Regions from separate parts of the Homo sapiens genome. Here region 2 is linked to region 1. The links are chromatin loops, found by intact Hi-C in ENCODE. Cell type or tissue: left ventricle myocardium inferior. All regions are shown on one strand. Links, peaks and the distances in the headings refer to the core of each region. The heading gives the core; the rest is flanking DNA.

Region 1 (10,097 bases), core at 1,345-9,344:
GTCTGCAGCAGCACGGCAAGAATGTGTTGATAGTCAGAAGGGAAAAGACCACGAGCACCCCATATCCTTGTCACTGTGGGCAGGGTGCGCACTGCTCCAGGCCCCCGCGTCCTCTTCCCAGAAGCAAAGGTCAGGGAATGGCACCCAGGCCTTAGCACAGCGCCTGGCACACCATGTGTACTCGCCAGAGGTGGCCAGTGGTGCGAGCCTCAGGGTCAGAATCGTGCTCATCTTAGTTCCAAATCTAGAGCCAGCCTCGTGAACTGGCCATGAGACCCCAGGGTGTGTCAAATTTCCTTGTGTGCAAAATCTGTTTTCCACCTACCAGAATGAATGTGCTAACTTGGTATTCTAACATATATTGAAACTAAATAGTGCTTCCCAGACACTCGTTGACCCCAGAGTATGTACTGACCAGGAATTTTGTTGTCCACATGTATGTTTCATCTAACACCCTCCTCAGACACATTCCTCCCTTAGACCCATCAGCATATTCCTGGCCCTGTTGCCATTTATCCTAAAGATCTAATAGAAAGCTCAGATCTCAAGAGAACAGGTGTGGTTGGCCAGGCGTGGTAGCTCACGCCTGTAATCCCAGCACTGTGAGAGCCGAGATGAGCGGATCATCTGAGGTAAGGAGTTTGAGACCAGCCTGGCCAACATGGTGAAACCCCGTCTCTACTAAAAATACAAAAAAAATTAGCTGGGCCTGGTGGTGCGTGCCTGTATAATCGCAGCTACTTGGGAGGCTGAGGCAGGAGAATCGCTTGAACCCAGGAGGCGGAGGTTGCAGTGACCCGAGATCACGCCATTGCACTGCAGCCTGGGCAGCAAGAGTAAAACTCCATCTCAAAAAAAAAAAAAAAAGAAAGAAAACAAGTGTGGCCTATATTGGTGTCCTGAGTCTTAGCAGCTTACCATAGGAGTCAGAGAACACGGGTTCTATTTGGAATCAAACTGGTCTATTGGTTCAAACACACCTGGACTCAGGAACCAACTCTACTGCAAACCGAGTGATTTGAGATAAGTTCCAGCTTCTCTCTGTGCCTCATTTTTTTCACCTGTAAAATAGGGATAAGAGTACCTGCCTCATAGGGCTATTATGCAGATTACAGACACAACAGAGATAAAGGCTAGTGCCTGGCAGATAACAAGGGCTGGGATGATCCACGTCTACATTGAGCTCCCCAACAGGAGGAGTTTCGTAATGAACTAGGAGGACTTTGCGTCTTCTGCACAGAACTGCATGTCCGCAAACTTATTTACATGTTCTATAGGGAGAGAGTAATAACAACAACTCACATTTCATAGTGTTTTATTTCTTGCAACATGTTTTCCCAAACATCACTTCATTGTTCTCTAAAGACAGTTTAGTGTAGTGGAAGGAACCTGGGTTGGGATATGCAGCCCTAGATTTGAGTCCCAGTTTAGCAACCACTGGCTTTGAGATCTTATGTGCACAGCTCGACCTCCAAGCTCAATATCTTTATCTACTCATTCCTAAAATTTGGATAGTTATACCAAACTTACAGTGTTGTGATGAGGATTAAATGGCATACAGCTGATACTACATAAATAACTACCAGGATTATGATTAACATCATCTAAAGTGGGCATTATTATCTCTGTTTTACAGATATGGAAATGGAGGCACAGAGGATGACTGCTATCTTGTCTGAGGTCCCACAGCTTGTGGCGAGTGTAGCTGAGATTCTAACCAATCAAGAAGGGGTGGAAGGAGGGCAGAGCAGAGGGAGAATTTTCTTTTTTTTTTTTTTTTTTGAGACAGAGTCTCACTCTGTTGCCTAGGCTGGAGTGCAGTGGCGCGATTTCGGCTCACCGCAACTTCCGCCTCCTGGGTTCAAGCGATTCTCCTGCCTCAGCCTCCCAAGTAGCTGGGATTACAGGCATGTGCCACCATGCCCAGCTAATTTTTTGTATTTTTAGTACAGATGGGATTTCACAGTGTTAGCCAGGATGGTCTCAATCTCCTAACCTCGTGATCCGCCTGCCTTGGCCTCCCAAAGTGCTGGGATTACACCGCGCCTGGCCAAGAATATTTTTATATACAAACGAGATGGAGAATGAGGCCTTGGGCTGAGAGAAAAGGAAAGCTGGGAGCCCTTCCTATTCACCGCTGTGATAATAGAATAAGAATTTCAGATGACAGTCTAAAAAAGTATTTCTTAGCCCTGCCTTCCATCCACAGGGGCAGAGAAGGACTTTATTCCTACGTAGAGAACGCCTGGCCACGGATAGGATGGCCTCTTCCCTCCAAAGCAGGCCATGGTCAAAGAGCAGGAGAGTCATCTCTTGCTCAGATTTCAGGTATCTTATCCAGAAACGCAGGGCATTTTCCCTGTTCTGTCCTCCATGCCCCTCTTCCCCATGCACTGCGCTCATGCCACTAATAATGCAGCGTCAACACAGTTCCACAGTACGGGGATTTCCTTGACAGCGGAAGCCACTGACTGCACCCCAACGTATACTGATGTCATCAGCGAGACCCTGTGCAGCATGAAGAAGCGGAAAGACAACCTCAATCAGTTGTACCAGCATCATTGGACTGAATGGAATTATTTTGACAAGCATCTAAAGGAGCTGCAAGACAACTTCTCCAGGTATGGAAGGGGCTTTGGGGAATGCCGTTGTTCCGCACTTATCTTTTGCAGCACACGATCATCATCATTTTTAAATGGGTTGGTGGGGCAGGGGGGTTTCCTGTAACCATCATAAGCATAATCAGCTTTCTTGTGGTCAGATTATAAACTCCTAATAACAGAGACCAGAGCTTTTTTTGTTGTTATTTTTTTTTTCTAACTACAAAAACATTATGTGTTCAATGAAAGCAAACAAAGGACCCGGAAACCACATAAAAGTACCAAGAGATACACATTGCCAACATTTTCCTATAAATCCTTCCAGTCTTTTTTTTCTGGGCCCATATATCCGTATCACTAAATAAAGTAGTGTAGAGTCATACTGTTGGTCTGTTTTTTAGACCTATTTTTTCCCACTAGCAGCATATTATGGACATTTTCCTCTGTCTTCTGCCTTTTTCAGAAATTTTATTTTACTTAGAAAAACCTTTCAGAAAGTTGATAGTACACTGAACTGTCCATCAGGATAGTACACTGAACTGTCCATCAGGATAGTACACTGAACTGTCCATCAGGCATTTGCCAAGTATTCACATTTTGCCCCATTTGCTTTCTCTCTCTAATAGCTAATCCAAATTCAGATTTCCCCAATTGTCCCCAAAATGTATTTTAATTTTTAGAGACAGGGTCCCACTCAGTCACCCGGGCTGCAGTGCAGCAGCTCAATTACAGCCTGCTGCAGCCTCAAACTCCTGGGTTCAAGTGATCCTCCTTCCTTAGCCTCCTCTGGAGTGCTGGGATTACAGACACGAGCCACTGTGCCTAACTCAGTGTGTCTTTGGCTTTACCTGCTGCTCCAGGATCCAATCAAGAATCACAAATTATATTTTGTTTTTTGTTTTTTGAGCCAGAGTCTCACTCTGTTGCCTAGGCTGGAGTGCAGTGGTGTGATCTTGGCTCACTGCAGCCTCTGCCTCCTGGGCTCAAGCAATCCTCCCGCCTCAGCCTCCCGAGTAGCTGGGACTATAGGTGTGCACCACCATGCCCGGCTAATTTTTGTGTTTTTAGTAGAGAAGGGGATTCACCATGTTGCCTGGTTGGTCTCAAACGCCTGACCTCAGGTGATCTGCCCCTGCCTCAGCCTCCCAAACTGTTGAGATTATAGGCGTGAGCCACCGTGCCTAGCCAGAAATTGTATTTAGTTTTATCTCTTTGGTGTCTTTGAATCTATAACAGTATCCTGCCCCCCCCCCCTTATTAGTTGTTTTTTTATGACATGGACTTTTTTGAAAAGCTCAAGCCACATTCTGGGTTTTTCTGATATTTCCTCAAAGTAGCATTGAATTTGTTCCAATATAGCCTATGTTTTCTGTACACTGGACATTAGGTCTATGCTAGAGGTTTGATTAGATTCAAGTTAAATCATTTTGCCCAAAATCTTTCACAGGTGATGTTGTATATTTATGTTGCATCCCATTAGGAGGCATATCATGTCAGGTTGCTCTGCTACTGGTGATGCTAAGTTTAAACACTTGGTTAAACTGGTATCTACCAGATCTCTGCATTGTAAGAGCACATGTTTGTCTTTCTAATTAGTCAGGAATAAATGATGTGATTCTCCCAGACTGTGTGAATGTGCTTCCCCAACATCTTTCACACAGTGGTTTTAGCACTCATCAGTGGTCTTTGCCTGATTAACTATTACATTTAAGGTTGCAAAATGGTGATTTTTCTACTTCTGCCATTCCTTCTACATTTATTAGCTGGCATTTTTCCATAAAGAATAGCTCACTTTCTTTTATCTTTCTTTGTCTCTCTCATGTCTTTCCTTCATGCCCCTATAACTCTTTCATGGAGCCACCCTGTCTGCAAGGGAAGCATGGGAAATATCTGGCCAAGGAGGGCGAGATTTCCACAACTGGACTGGACCTTCCATAGAACTGGGCACTTTGTTGTCCAAAACAAAATGGGATTCAGTTTACAAACGAGAAAGAGGGAATTGCTATTGGCTAGACAGCTATCCATGTCTCCCATAATAAGAGGGACAGAAAAATATGAATATGTAGATAAATACTTTGTTATGCAATATAATACAATTGGGTTTTATTTTTATTTTTATATATTTTTTGAGATGGAGTCTCGCTCTGTCGCCAGGCTGCATTGCAGTGGTGCAATCTCGGCTCACTGCAACCTCCGTCCCCCAGGTTCAAGCGATTCTCCTGCCTCAGCCTCCCAAATATCTAGGATTACAGGCACATGCCACCACGCCTGGCTAATTTTTTGTATTTTTAGTAGAGACAGGGTTTCACCGTGTTAGCCAGGATGGTCTCGATCCCCTGACCTCGTGATCCACCCCCCTCGGCCTCCCAAAGTGCTGGGATTACAGGCGTTAGCCACCATGCCTGGCCTTTTAATTTTGCATTTTTAGTAGAGACTGGGTTTCACCATGTTGGCCAGGATGGTCTTGACCTCTTGACCTCATGATCTGCTCGCCTCAGCCTCCCAAAGTGCTGGGATTACAGGCATGAGCCACCGCACCCGGCCACAATTGAGTTATTTATAAAATACTATGGGACACAGACCACACACATTCACAAAACCCCATTAGACATCACCACCACCAACACCACAGGAATGCAGTTCAGCATTAATGTTCATCAAAAGATGATTGGTTAAATAAAACTATCATACCTCCATACTCTGCAGCCAAGAAAAACCTCCCTCTATTTTTGTTTTACAAGGAAAGATGGTCACAACATATTATTGGACCGAAGTGTAGGTTATAAGACAGTGTGTTTAAAGTGGTACAATTATTTACTTATCCCCATTTTACAGATGTGGAAGCTGAGGTTGAGGACAATCTTGGAGGGCAACCACATAAGTCAGGGAGGACAGAATATTCTGTAAGGGGAGGAGTGACCAGAAGGGAAGGAGGAGAGTCCATATATGCAGACACACTGACCATAAAGCCAAGGGGACAAAGGACAGTAGGGAAGCAGCAAGCAGCAATGTAGTGGCCAGACTCCAAAACGTGGGGCAGAGACAGGTAGGCGACTTGGTAGAGGGCAGTCTCAACAAGGCTAAAGTCGGAAGGCAGAGCCTGGGACGTGAAGGGGAAGATGTAAGTCCCTGTGGATGGATGGGATTCCTAGGAAGCAGAAGGAATAAAATTCTGCATCAAAAAGGCAAGATCAGATGGTAAGTAACAGGGGCTATTTAAACATAAGGTAGAAGGCTGGTCACAGTAGCTCACACCTGTAATCCCAGCACTTTGGGAGGCCGAGGCGGGTGGATCATTTGAGGTCAGGAGTTTGAGACCAGCCGGGCCAACATGGTGAAACCCCGTCTCTACTAAAAATAGAAAAAATAGCTGGGTGGTAGTGGCGCACACCTGTAATCCCAGCTACTTGGGATGCTGAGGCAGGAGAATCGCTTGAGCCTGGGAGGCAGAAGTTGCGGTGAGCCGGGAGCATGCCAGTGCACTCCAGTCTGGGTGACAGAGTGAGACCCTGTCTCTAAATAAATAAATAAACATAAGGTAGAAGACCCAAGCCTGTGTGAAGGGGGAGAGATTGAACATGTAAGTGAGGGAGGAGAGGGTCGGGATGGAGAAGGGAGAAGACATAGGGACTGCTCTTTGGGGCTCTTTGCTTCTGCCTCTGTAACTGTTGTTCATTATGCTTTATTTATTCTTTTTTTGTTTTGTTTTGTTTTGTTTTAGAGACGGAGTCTTGCTCTGTCGCCCAGGCTGGAGTGCAGAGGCGCAGTCTCGGCTCACTGCAAGCTCCGCCTCCTGGGTTCATGCCGTTCTCCTGCCTCAGCCTCCCAAGTAGCTGGGACTGCAGGTGTCCGCCACCATGCCCGGCTAATTTTTTTGTATTTTTAGTAGAGACGGGGTTTCACCGTGTTAGCCAGGATGGTCTTGATCTCCTGACCTTGTAATCTGCCTGCCTCAGCCTCCCGAAGTGCTGGGATTATAGGCGTGAGCCACTGCGCCCAGTCCATTATGCTTTATTTATTCTGTAGTTCATTGTCCCAACAGATTTTCAGCACCTTCTGGGCACCAGGCATTATGATTGCTCTCATATCTGTCTCTCCCAATAGTCGTAACAAGCCTTGATGGCGGGATCCATGGAATGGCAGAGGCTAAGGTTGGGATACAGGTCTTTTTACTTACTGGTTCTGTGACCATGGACTATTAAACTATTTTTGCCTTTTTAAGGCCACAGGCAGGTCTGGCTATGGGGCTAAGTTTTAGCCATGGAATAAAAATGGAAGGGTTATTTGCACACACCTCACTGATCCTCAGTCGTTTTGTTGTACTTCAGTCATTTGATAGTATTTCCTACTTTGTAGGGTTGTATTGATCAAATAAATTAAGGTCTGTAAAGACTTTTCTCAGAACTAGGCCCATAGGTAGGTAATTGTATCAGTTATAATTAGGTTTGGCTTAGAGTGACAGAAAAACTCAAACAGTGGCTAAAATTTATTACAATTTCTTTTCTCTCATTTACAAGGACTCCAGTAGATATGAAAGTTCATAGTGACAGGGTCTCAAGATCTTTTATCATATTGTTCCACTAGCTTCAGCCCATGATTTAGCTTCAGCCCATGATTTAACTTCATGGTAAGAAATGGCTGCTCAAGTTCCAGCCACCACGTCCACATTTCATCCAGTTCAAAGGAAGATGAGTCCAAAGAAATGCATTTCTTCTGGAAGTTGCAAATAACCCTTCCATTCCATGGCCAGAACGTTTTAAAGTTCAGAACTAGTTTAAAATTAACATTAAATTCATATAGAATATCCAGGATTAAGTTTATAGCTTATATATTTCAGAAATAAAGGATACTCTTGTTTAATAAATAAATTCTCATTAGGTGAATTGTAGTAAAGATTTTTTTGTCAAGAGGAAGTTTGTAACTGTGTGTTAGCAGTTGCATTGCTAAATACATCACTTTTTGTTGTTTAAGATACTGTTGCTGGGCGCAGTGGTTCACGCCTGTAATCCCAGCACTTGGGGAGGCCGAGGTGGGCGGATCATGAGGTCAGGAAATCGAGACCATCCTGGCTAACACTGTGAAACCCGTCTCTACTGAAAATACAAAAAATTAGCTAGGCATGGTGGCATGCACCTGTAATCCCAGCTACTCGGGAGGCTGAGGCAGGAGAATCGCTTGAACCCAGGAGGCGGAAGTTGCAGTGAGCCAAGATCATGTCACTGCACTCCAGCCTGGGCGACAGAGCAAGACTCCATCTCAAAAAAAAAAAAAGAAAAAAAGATATTGTTGAGAAGCTCATCATGCCTTATATTAATAAAGTGATTCTCAAAGTTTTGTCTACAGATAAAAGCGGTGCCTTAAAACACAACTGTGCTACTAGACATCAGGGCAGGGTTGCTCTTAAGGAAGTAGGATAGTGACTGAGCAGGGATGTGAGACAGCTTCTAAGGAGCTGGCAGCGTTCTCTTTCTCGATCCGAGTGCTGGTTACATGGGCGTGCTCAGTATATGAAAATTTCTTGAGCTGCACACTTAGAATCTGTGCACTCCTAGTTTCTATGTTATACTTCAATGCATGTTTTGTAAATGGTCACGTGGATCTATCAGTTTATAGGACATACAGAACATTGAGGACATGTTAATCACTCCAGCCTTTTTCCATATGTCTCTGTGTTTTCCTCCCAGGGAAATGAAGAATATTGATCCAAAAGCAGCAGATACAAAAAAGGCAAACCACATGTTCATCCCACCTTCAGCCGTCAATGAGGAATCACCTGACAAGAAAACTAAGGGAAGTCTCCAAAGAGAAATTGAGTTTAAGGGTTGTTCGAACAAAAACCATGGGAAAGGTAGAAGTGTGAACATGTAAGAATAATAATTATTTTATTTTATTTTATTTTACTGAGACAGAGTCTCACTCTCTCCTCAAGGCTGAGTGCAGTGGTGCCATCATAGCTCACTGCAGCCTCCACCTCCTGGGCTCAAGCAATCCTCCCACTTCAGCCTCCTGAGTAGCTGGGACCACAGGTGTGTGCCACCATGCCCAGCTCATTTTTTATTTTTGTAGAGTTGGGGGTATCACTATGTTGCCCAGGCTGGAAAATTCTTAAAACACAGGAAAGAGCATATAAAAGTTCACTTATGGCCAGGCACTGTGGCTCACGTCTGTAATCCCACTACTTTGGGAGGCCGAGGTGGGCGGATCATGAGGTCAGGAGATCGAGACCATCCTGGCCAACATGGTGAAACCCCATCTCTACTAAAAATACAAAAATTAGCTGGGCATGGCAGTACGTGCCTGTAATCCCAGCTACTCGGGAGGCTGAGGCAGGAGAATCGCTTGAACCCGGGAGCTGGAGGTTGCAGTGAGCCGAGATCACGCCACTACACTCCATCCTGGAGACAGAATGAGACTCCGTCTCAAAAAAAAAGTTCACTTACTTTTATGTATTACTCACACCACTCTCATTTTAGTTTTAGTGTTATTATTGGTAGTAGTAAGGGCTACTAATGATTTTGTACTTCCTCTGTACCAAGTGTTGGCCTATGTACTTCATGAACTGTATGAGACAGAGCTCCTTGGTTGCATGTGCCAGGAAGCCAGCTCAAACTAGCTTAAATGGAAGGAGAATGTAGCAGCTTAAATAACTGGGAAGGTCATGATAGGCCATCTGCAGGCATATTAGACCTGACAGCTTGATATTTTCAGGCTCTTTCTCTGTCTGTCTCTTGATCCTCTTCCCTTCTGTGGGCTGACTTCTTTTTCAAGCTGCCTCTGCCTCAGGGCCATGGACAGCCCAAGTCTGTCTCCTTATAGTCCTGACCTAAAAAGCCATGTCCACTTTGCTGGAGCACATCTTCTAGCAGTTCCCAAAACGAAGGTATATGGGAAATTATTTGAGTCTTTGCATATCCAAAACATCTTTTTTTTTTTTTTTTTTTTTTTGAGATGGAGTCTCCTTCTGTCACCCAGGCTGGAGTGCAGTGGCACAATCTTGGCTCACTGCAACTTCCTCCTCCTGGGTCTAAGCAGTTCTCCTGCCTCAGCCTCCCTGAGTAGCTGGGACTACAGGCGCGTGCCACCATGCCCAGCTAATTTTTTTCGTTTTTTTGTTTTGTTTTGTTTTGTTTTGTTTTGTGTAGCAGAGATGAGGTTTCACCATGTTGGCCAGGCTAGTCTCAAACTCTTGACCTCAGGTGATCCGCCCGCCTCAGCCTCCCAAAGCCCTGGGATTACAGGTGTGAGCCACCATTCCCGGCCCTTTGTTCTATTTTTAAAATAATTATTTAAGAGATGAGATCTTGCTGTGTTGCCCAGGCTGGTCTCGAACTCCCGAGCTGAAGCAGTCCTCTCGCCTTGGCCTCCCAAAGTGCTGGGATTACAGACATGAAAAAATGTCTTTGTTCTTGATTGATATTTGGCAAATGTTTTGCTGGAAATAAAATTCTAAGTTAAAAGTCAATATTCTACAGAATTTTGGAGAATTTTTCCTGCCTG
Region 2 (10,097 bases), core at 872-8,871, 560 kb after region 1:
ATAAGGGCAAACTGACTAAGGCCCTACTGTGTGCTGAGCCTGGTGGAGTGGAGGGCAGTGACAGGTACAGCCTGGGTGGGAGAGGAAGGTGCAGTCCTCAGCTGAGGGATGGGGCTGGGGGCCTGGGGAAGCACCGGGAGCTACCTAGCCTCTCTCAGTTCTCCTCAGTATCCACACCAGGTGCGCTGATGACAAGTTGCCCAGGACCAGGCAGGGGCACCTCTGAAAAGCTGTAAATAAACCCACAGAGGACAGGCCCCTTGCTCCCCAGGCCAGGGGCACATGGCCAGCACTCGGAGCTCTCAGAAGAGAAAGAACAACCCTGTTTCAGACGGGACCTTCCACACAGCCCAGCAGTGGCATGTGGGCCCTCACCCAGCACCACCCACCCTTTCTGGTCCCCAAGGCTTCCTTCTTCTGGGACCTTCAGTAGAGACAGTAAACCCCCTGAAGCCCTACACTCCTGACACCCCTCCTCTATTGCAGAGAGGAGAGGCCATTGGACAGGGCCCCTTGGCCTCCCCTCCGGCCACCAGCTTTGCAGCTCTCAGTCCTCACCCCACCTGCTGCCCGCCTGGGAGTGGGGGGCCCCCACCCAGCTCTAGAACCCTCCATCTCTGCAGGAGCCCCTCTCCCACTGGCCCAGCCCTCTTCTGTGTGGTCAGCAGCTCTTCTCCCCTCTACCCATTCCTTCCTCTCAGCCCAGAAAATAAGAACAGCTATTGCTCTACTCCTTCTCCCTTCCCAGCCCAGCTTCCCCAAAGAACTGTCTACTAGCTGTCTGCACTTCCTTCCCTCCTGAATGCTTGTGACCCTGCTCTGGAGAAGGTGCCATGGCATGGGAAGGCACTCTCCCAAACCCTCTCCTCCTCGTCTCTCCAGGCCACTTTGCTGGCCACCCCACCCTCCTGGACAGTGCGGCTCCTTCTCTGACCCCTCCAGGTGGGTGGGGCAGGCCTGCAGACTTCTTCCTTCCTCTTTTCATTCTCCCACTGGCTCACACCCAGGGGGTCCCTGGAGCCTCTTCACAGTGCCCATCCTGGCACAGGCCATGGGTCAGTCACAGCCCCTGGGCACCTGGGCACCAGGGCACCCTGGGCCTCCCGGCCTCAGTTGGGTTGTGGAGGGAGGAGCCAAGTGTGACCATCACAGAGATCCTCCGGGGCCTCCAGCCCATGACCTGCAGGGACCAGGAGGACCCGGAGGAAGGCAGCCACTGTGTGCTCCTGGACCCAAGCAGACACCAGGGTTCCTCTAGGAGGGGCTGGGGCACCAAACTTCTGGGTGATCTGCTGGCTGGGCCCTCGTTCCTCCAGGAAGAGCAGTTGAGACACTATCCTACCCCATCCTTCCCCAACTCCTCCCCAAAGTCATATGCAGCAAGCCTCCAAAAATTGGTGGTTGGGGTTTACTGCTTCCTGAGGTGGAGTAATCTCCACCCAGGGGCAAAAATGTCCAAGTACAAATATTCTCTTTCTCTCTCTCTTGCTTTTTGATAACAGCTTTATTGAGGTGAAATTCAAATACCATACAATTCATACAGTTAGAGCATACAGTTCAGTGGGTTTTCACATGTTCACAGAGTTGTGCAATATTTTCACAGTCATTTTAGAATATTTTCATCACCCAAAAAAGAAAGCCTGTGCCCGTTAGCCATGATCCTTCCCAGCCCCCAGCCCCAGCCCACCACTCACCCACATTCCTTTCTCTACAGATTTGCCTATTCCAATATTGCAGACTTAATGTCTCTTGCCTCAGTTTCCCCAACTATAAAATGGGGGTGATAATGGTACCTCCAATTTGATAATGGTTGGGAGGGTTCAATGAGTTAACGTAAGGATGCAGGATGAGGTCTGTACAGAGTCAAGGCTATGTAACGTCTACTGTCGTTATTACTTGACCTTGGCTAGGTGTCCGGGGGCTGGAGCTTTTCCACCGCCCACAAGCCTTCCACTTGCCCCATGAGCTCATTCCGCCCTCCCCTCCATCCCCCGCCTGGATCCTCTCCTAGACTCCAGACATCCCAACAGTCCCTCCCCAAGCCTGTCTGTCCTGCTGTGTCCCTCACTCAGGAGATGGAATGACCTTCCACCTGGTCACCTGGGCCAGAAACTGAGGGGTGTCCTGGAAACCTCCCTCCCCCTGTGCCTGCCCCCGCCATCTGGTCCATCAGTCTAGACCGTGTCCTCACATCCCTTCCCTGGCGGCCGCCTTGACCAGTCCCCACCACCAGCACTAGTCACCAGCCTGGCTCTGGCATTCCATGTACTTCCGTCCACCATGCATTGTTCACGGGGCTTCAGGCGAGTCACTCCTCTCTGAGCCGCCGCCTCCTGGAAAATAACACAGGGATAACTACGGTGCCGTCTTCCTTCACTGTGTTGAGGATGACATGAATGAAATACATGAAGAACTTCAGCCTTTGATCAACGTCACTGTTGTCATCATTATTCTCTCTCCTCTGGCTGACTTGACCACTCCTGTCCAGGGTCCTTGCCCCCATGTTCCCCTTGGCACATCCTCCACACGTTTTATAAAAGCTGCCATTACAGAGCGCTGACCGTGTGCAGGACAGCAAGCCCAAACTGCCATGCTCCCTTCACCATCACAACATGCCCACCAGGCAGGTGCCAGTGCCCTCGTTCACAAAGGAGGAAACTGAAGCTGAAGGACCCCCACAGGAGTTAACCATTGCCTCTGGATACACCGCTGGCATCTGTGTATTGATTCAAAGCATTTACTGAACATCTACTGTGTGCTGGCACTGAGCTAGGTGCTAGGAAAACAGTAATGAACCAGACTGGCATATGGTCAGGCCATATGGTGACAACCTTTCTAGAACACAAATCTGACTCCCTTGAAATCCTACAGTGACCACCCCACTGCCCTCAGGATCTAGTCCCCAGACCTTCCCAGGCCACCCTTGGTCCTCAGGAGCTCCCTGCTGACCTCTGTAGCCACTTTGCTGACTGCTCTTCCCCCTGCTGCCTCTCCCACCACCCCTGCCAGGCCCTCTGCTCCAGCCCATGGCCTGGGGTGCCTCTCCCCACCAGTTTTGCCATTCACATCTGCTTTCCTACCCTTTTCTCAATTTCTTTTTTTTTTTTTTTTTTTTTTTGAGACAGGGTCTCACTGGCCCCCAGGCTGGGGTGCCATGGTGTGATCTCGGCTCACTGCAGCTTTGACCTCACAGGTTCAAGTGATCCTCTGGCCTCAGCCTTCGAAGTAGCTGGGACCACTGGGACCACAGGCATACACCACCATGATTAGCTAATTTTTTAATCTTTTTGTAGAGACAGAGTCTCCCTATGTTGCCCAAGCTGGTCTCCAACTCCTTGGCCTCAAGTGATCCTCCCACCTCACCCTACTAAAGTGCTGGGACTACAGGTGTGAGCCACCACACCTGACTCCATTTCTCATTTTCATTGCCTGCAGAACTTTTACTGTCTCTTGAGACTTTATTCACAGTCACCTCCTCCAGGAAGCCTTCCTTTCCCAACTTCAGGTTAGGCGCTCCTGGGTAGCCCAGGCCCCCTCTTGCAGCACAGGGGCTCTTCACTGATTTGCCTGTCTTCCTTGAGGGCCGCCAGGGTCTCGCTGAACTCAATGGCCCTCGCCCTGCCCCTGCCCGCCACCCCGTCCAGTTCCGGGTGCTCGGGTTTCCTCTCTGGGTGTCTGTGCGCGGCTGGAATGCCAAGGTTCTTCGCCAGCAGTGCCTTTGCTTCCTTTGCGCCTCTGTGGAGGCAGGGCTGGTGCAGGGGTGGAAGGGGTGCCTCTTGGGAGCAGCTGCGTACAACCTGCCAGGGCTCTGGCTCCTGGGCCTGGGTGAACTGCCCAGGTCTCCATCCTTCCCCTCCCCCGGGCACCGGCTCTCACAAGGCGGGGGTGGCTGCCCTGGGAAGAGAGGATCTGCCCTGGAGTCAACTGGATGAGCGCCCAGTCCTGGCTGTGGAGCCTCTCTGTGCCTCAGTTTCCTCATCTGAAAATGGCATCATCAGCCGTCCCCACCCACCTTGCAGGGCTGTGAGGGGACGTGGGCAGGGACAGTGGACAGAAATTGTGTCCCCGGACGGCAGACTCTTCATTCTCTCGCTGGCTTCCTGACATTCCTATCTAGGACAAGTTGTGTTTCAGTTTCCAAAAATTCCGGTACATTTGGTTTTAGGCTTTGTCTCGGGAGACAGCCCCATCTGGTGCTTCCCACGGGTGGGAGCGGGTGCAGAGACGGCTCTTTCTGGAGGGGCTGGTTCCCAGCGGCGGCCCCCTCAAGCGCAGTCCACTCAGTCGTCAGAGGGGAGCCGCTCCCGGGAGGCAAGGGCCGCGGGAAATGGCGGAGGGCTGCCTCTTGTCCCATGCAGGGACGAGGCCTGGCGCGGAGGCTGGGGACGGGAGGGTCCTGCCACTCCCTGGGGGGCGCAAGGTGGGTCACGAACGTCCTGTGGAGCCCCAGCCGCCCCCTACGACTGCCCCGGCCCCGAGAACCCTGGGAAAGCCCAGGCCGCCCTGAGGGCCGCTCGCAAGATGGCGGCCGCCAGTGCAGGCGCTGGGAGAGGGAGGGCGCCGCGGCCGCCACGGTCAGCGCGCAGCCCCGGGGTGCGGGCGCCGGCGGGGGGAGGAGGGAGTTTGGGTGGGTGGGGGGCCGGGAAGAGCCAGCGAGAGGGGCAGGGAGGGGAACAAAAGGTCCCTTTGTGGCGCTGCGGGAGAAGAGGGAGCGCATTACCCAATGCCCAGAAGCCATGTTGGTAACAAGAGAACCATTCTCTGCCTCACTTGGAAAACAACTTGGAGCAGAGAGAGACAGGGAGAGATTTAACCCCATGGGCGCGGGCGCAAGGGGCTCAAGGCCACGGCGGAAGGTGGGGAGGAGCGAGGGCACACTCAACGCCTGGACGACCAATCTCTCAACCCGTCCCATCCTGTGCCCGGGTGGCTCCTGGGTCCAGAGCCCATCATGGCCGCCAGGTCAAACCCCAGCCGCCCTGTGACCCGGCCAGAGCCATGGCTTCCACCTGCCTGGGCCCGGCCTGGTCCTTTCCCCCAAGCTGCTTGCTCCAAGCTCTGGGGCCTGGCCCACCCTAACCTCAAGAGGACGCCCTCTGAATCCTCACATCCTCTGGCTTCAGGTCCCAAAGCTGGTCCTGGTTCCAGGGCCACCAGGGCTCCATTGGCCTCCTGATACTGACAGGGAGCTTGTCCCTTCCATCTTTGCACAGTTTGCCTTTCAGGACGTTTTTCCTAAAATTTAATCACATTTTTTCTTTCCCCACCCCAGCTTTCTCCCCTTCCCCCACCTTCTACCCCCCAACACTGGCTCTCAGGCTCCCAGAGAGGCCATCTGATAATAGGCAAGTTGTTCTAAAAGAAGCTACTGTTCATGAGCACCTACTGTGCTTAGGGTACTTCCCACACGCTGACTTGATGACCCTTGCTACCTCCGGCCAACCTGCATGAAGTGAGCTGCTGTCTCTCTGCTGAGGCTACTTATTCAAAAAGCACCTCACACAGGGCCACACATAGGAGGCACTCCATGAACAAAGGATAGGAAGAGTTGGGAGGCCGAGGTGGGTGGATCACGAGGTCAGGAGATCAAGACTATCCTGGCCAACGTGGTGAAACCTCATCTCTACTAAAAATACAAAAATTAGCCAGGAATGGTGGCACGTGCCTGTAGTCCCAGCTACTCAGGAGGCTGAGGCTGGAGAATCGCGTGAACCCGGGAGGTGGAGGTTGCAGTGAGCTGAGATGGTGCCACTGCACTCCAGCCTGGGCAACAGAGGGAGACTCCGTCTCAAAAAAAAAAAAAAGGAGATAGGAAGAGGCCAGGCATTGGCCAGGAAGTGGCTCACAGCTGCATTCCCAGCACTTTGGGAGACCAAAGCAGAGGACTGCTTGAGGCCAAGAGTTCAAGACCAGCCTGGGCAACATAGCAAGATCCCCATCTCTACAAAAAAAAAAAAAAAATAGCCGAGCATGGTGGTGTGCACCTGTAGTCCCAGCTACTCTAGAGGCTGAGGCGGGAGGATCGCTTGAGCCCAGGAGTTCAAGGCTGCAGTGAGCCAAGATTGCGCCACTGCACTCTGGCCTGGAAGACAGAGTGACACCTTGTCTCAAAAATAACATGACATAACATAACATAACATAACATAACATAAGGTTGCTCATTAGCAGAATAAAAAGGTCAGTCCTTCCTTCCTTCCACAAACACTGATTGAGCAGTGGCCATGTGCCCAGCTCTGGGGCTACAGCAGTGGACATAACAGACCAGCTTACCCTCACGGAGCAGATATTCTCCTCTCTCCTCAGGAAGATGCATAGTATACAAGTAAACCTACAAGCTAACATCAGGCAGCCATGAGTTCCAGAATAAAAAACAAAGCAGGGTAAACGTGAAGAGAGATGGGAGGGGTGTTATGTTAGACATGGTGGTCAGAGAAGACCCCTGCAAGAGTATGACCTTTGACAAAGATCTGAAAGAAGAGAGGAAGGATGTCTGGGGAAAGAATGTTCCAGCCGGTGGCAACAGCACAAAAGGCCTGAGAGGGAATGTGCTGTTGAGTTTAGGAACAGCCAGGAGGCCAGTGTGTGGGAAAAGGAGTCAGACACGTGGGGTTGGAGGGCCCAGCTCTGAACGCTGGGGGAAGGCTAGGCATGAGGGGCCCGTTGGGGCTTTAAGCAGGGGATGGTGTGGTCTGAACTCCATCGCAACAGGACTCTCTGGAGGTCAAGGTCAGAAACTGAGAGACCCACAGTTCTTGGCCGCAGCCCTCCTTACCCCGTCTCCCATCCCTTGCAGCCACTCCTCCCCGGTTGCCCACCCCTCCTAAATGAGATCCAAATCATTCTTTCAGTAAGTGTTTACTGAGCATCTAGTATGTGCTAAGAATGGGCCTGCTCCTCTAGGACAGGTTCCTAAGGAGAGCAGCCTTGCCCATGAGGGCGGTTCACTAATGGGGGCTTCCAGGCCCCTGAAGGGGAAAGTTGCCTGTGGACTTCCTGGTTGCACAGAAGGAAGCCTCTCCTTCGGGGAATTTTTAAAGCTTCTCAAAGGACTCTGAGGACATTCCCTGCCCCACCAGCCTCATGGTGCCGTGACATCAGCAAATGGCCTAGAAAAGCAGGGGCTCGGCTGGGTGCGGTGGCTCACACCTGTAATCCCAGCACTTTGGGAGGCTGAGGCAGGTGGATCACCTGAGGTCAGGGGCTCGAGACCAGCCTGGTCAACATGGCAAAACCCCGTCTCTACTAAAAATACAAAAACTTAGCCAGGTGCAGTGGCAGACGCCTGTAATCCCAGCTACTTGGGAGGCTGAGGCAGGAGAATTGCTTGAACCCGGGAGGCGGAGGTTGCATTGAGCCAAGATCCTGCCACTGCACTCCAGCCTGCGCAACAGATCGAGACTCTGTCTCAAAAAAAAAAAAAAGAAAAGCAGGGGCTCAGTGCCTCACCTCTGACCTCAGGCTGGTTCCTGGCCTCCCAGGGCCTCAGTTTCCTCATCAGTAAAACCACACCCACCCTGGAGCTTTGTGGGTTCATCAAAAGAAGGCAGCTTGCCCTTTGGGGGCAGGAAGGGGGCTCTGAGACGTGAGGCTGCAACTCATGGTCACCCAGCTGGGAAGGGGCAGCACCTCCCACCCGCTCCCGCCAGGGCTTCCCCTCCTCTTCTGCTGTTCCCAGTGGCCCGGCGGGTGCCTCAGTTCAGCCATGGTTATGAAGCAGATGCATATGAAGTGCCTGCGGGTGTCAGGCAGCACCTGGAGAGTGAGGTGGGGCAGTCATGCAGAAAGTGGTGATAGTAGCAGGAGGTTTCAGATGGCAGAGAGGCCGGTGGGCAGGAGAGGGAGGCTGCATGGCCCCGAGGACACGAGCAGGATAGACCGAGGGATTGCAAATGAACAGAAAAGAAACGTGCTCCTGCCAGGCCCCCTGCCCTGGGAAGGGAAGAGAGCGACCCCTGATTCCCACTTGCCCCACTGACTTGCTCTAGACCGTTGGGCAGCAGCCCCTTGGCCTGTTAGGCCTCAGCATCCTCATCTGTCAAATGGGCTTATCCCTCTCGTCCCATAGGATGGTGCTGAGAATCAGGCAAGGTGAGGGGTATGCACACACCACACTGGATGTAAAGGCCTCGGAGGCGCCTGTTGTTAACAGTTAATGGGCTCCAGATGTGCACCATTTACAGAATAACCCACCATGGTGAGTTTGTGCCACAGGCGATGCCACAGAAGGGTGTGAGACCGAGAGAGAGAGACACACACAGGGGGAGAGAGAGAGATGGCTATGGCAGAGAGCAGGGAAGGCTTCCTGGAAGAAGCAAGACCTACACTATGTGTGTTATGGAGGGATGGGCAGGATTTGCAGAGGCCAAGAGGTGTGGGGAGAGCTTAGGTGGAAGGACCAGCACAAGGGAATCTGCTTGGGGAGTGGGGAGGGATGTCAGCCCCCTGGCTAGCAAGGTGGGGTGGGGAGGCTGGGGTGGGATCCTGGAAAGCCCCAGCTCGTCCTAGGCCACGGCCCCAGGTCTCACCTCCCACCACTCCCAGCCCTGGGCCGAAAGCTCCCAACTGGTTTCTCCTCTGGCCTCTGCTCAAGCCCTGCCCCCACCTCCAGTGCGCTCTGTGTCTCTGCTGGCTGCTTCTGACTCATTGTTCCGAGCTGCGCAGGCACAACCCCCTCCAGAAAGCCCAGGCTGACAGGTCTCCCCTGGGATTAGTTCATTCTGTCCCAAGGGGAAGCTGCTATTATTATCCCCATTTTACAGAGGGGGACATTGAGGCTCAGAGAGGGGTCCAGGGCTGCACGGCTGGTGTCAGCGCTGGGATTTCAACTCCAAGTGGCCTGGCTCTCCTTTGAGCTCTTGGCTGCCTCCGCACCCCGCCCCATGCTGGGCACTTCGGTCTCCTTAGAGCTGGTGCAGGAGGTCGCTGGTTTTGCATTATCCCCTCCCCCGCTTCTTGGAGGAGGAAGCTGGAGCCCAGAGAAGGGTTGGGACCTGCCTGCCGCCACGTGGCCAGGAAGTGGCCGAGCAGATTCTGAAGCCAGGAGTGGCTGACCCCACTCCTCTGTGACAGGCCTGGGGAAGCTGCCAGGCCTGGGACGCAGGGGTGCATGGAAGGGAAGAGGCTGTGGCCCGAGGCCCAGTGAGAGCCCAGTGCAGCCCTGGAAGGCGGAAAAGACAACTAGTGGGGATGAGGAGCAGCGTGGACAGGCCCAAGGAGCTGGGGGACAGATGGTGGTGGTGAGGCAGCAAGGCTGAAACGGTGGGAGTAGAGGAAGCAGAAGGGGAGGCGGAAGGAGCTGACAAGGGGAGTCGGGAGGACACCAAGGGGCCATGCCAAGCCCTAGGTTTTGGGGCACTCCTGCCCTGTCCGGGTTCGGCCCCAGCCACTTGACCCCTGGGATGGTGCAGGGAATAGGGGTCAGCGGCGGTCACAACCTCTCTTGACTCCCAGAATCAAAGGGGTTGGGGCCCCAAGTGAGCAGCAAACTTAGAGTCAGCATGGGTCATGAGGAGTCGCCCAGTGCCCTCGTCCACGTCACACCCTCTCCCAGCGAGCACAGGACAGAAGCCTCGAGGCCCTTCCACGGGCACTGTCGTCAGTCAGTGGAGTCACATGGGGGGCAGGCAGCGGGGCCGTGGCGCCTTCCGGTGGCTTCCCCACATCCACCCCTCCCCTCAGGATCCTGCCACCGCTCTTGGAAAACAACTGAGGAAATCAAGTGGAAACACAAATCCGCCACCCAGTCCCTCCCGCTCCGCCGGGGCCAGATCCCATCCCCCAACCCCCACTGCACTGGGGGAGCAGGCTTGGCCTCAGAGGCTGTGCCAGCCCAGCAGGGCTTGCCTTGGCGAGGCTCTGTGGGCACTGGTGATTGGTCCTGGAGTTCCCAGCAGCTGGGCCTGTCTGTCGCCCCATCTGGTCCTACAGAACCAGCCCTACCCCAGAGGGACTGGGTAACCAGGCTTGAACCCCGCTGCAACCTCTAGACTCTGGGATCTGGGGCCAGGGAAATTCCAGCCCTGGCTCTACCAGAGCCTAGCAGGCCGCCCTGGACAAGCGCTTTCTCTCTGTAGGTCTCAAGAGTCCTCATCTGTAAA

The links. A loop is a pair of places that touch in the nucleus more often than their neighbours do. Peaks named below come from ENCODE experiments on the same cell type or tissue, not always from the same donor. Only the 100,000 strongest peaks of a DNase experiment are listed, where the experiment ranks them.
Region 2: it touches region 1 in a loop (3-fold over the local background); 2 of 110 quality-filtered maps call a loop at or near these places.

What each region holds. Positions count from the first base shown.
Region 1 is chr22:38,589,728-38,599,824 of GRCh38, reverse strand. FAM227A (family with sequence similarity 227 member A) reads left to right here. Exons shown (of 17, transcript NM_001013647.2): 14 at 1-61; 15 at 2,469-2,621; 16 at 8,285-8,390. Among named protein-coding and RNA genes, the nearest start is that of DMC1, 25 kb to the right of the region's middle. RefSeq lists a silencer at 1,074-1,274. In left ventricle myocardium inferior, for the core only: no CTCF peak of the experiment used is centred there; no DNase peak of the experiment used is centred there.
Region 2 is chr22:38,033,304-38,043,400 of GRCh38, reverse strand. POLR2F-AS1 (POLR2F antisense RNA 1) reads left to right here and starts at 9,173. Exons shown (of 2, transcript NR_199596.1): 1 at 9,173-9,236. It also overlaps a transcript of POLR2F not described here. RefSeq lists enhancers at 612-1,111, 8,508-8,597, 8,893-10,097. In left ventricle myocardium inferior, for the core only: no CTCF peak of the experiment used is centred there; DNase peaks (open chromatin) are centred at 4,317 and 8,600; H3K27ac peaks cover 5,474 bases.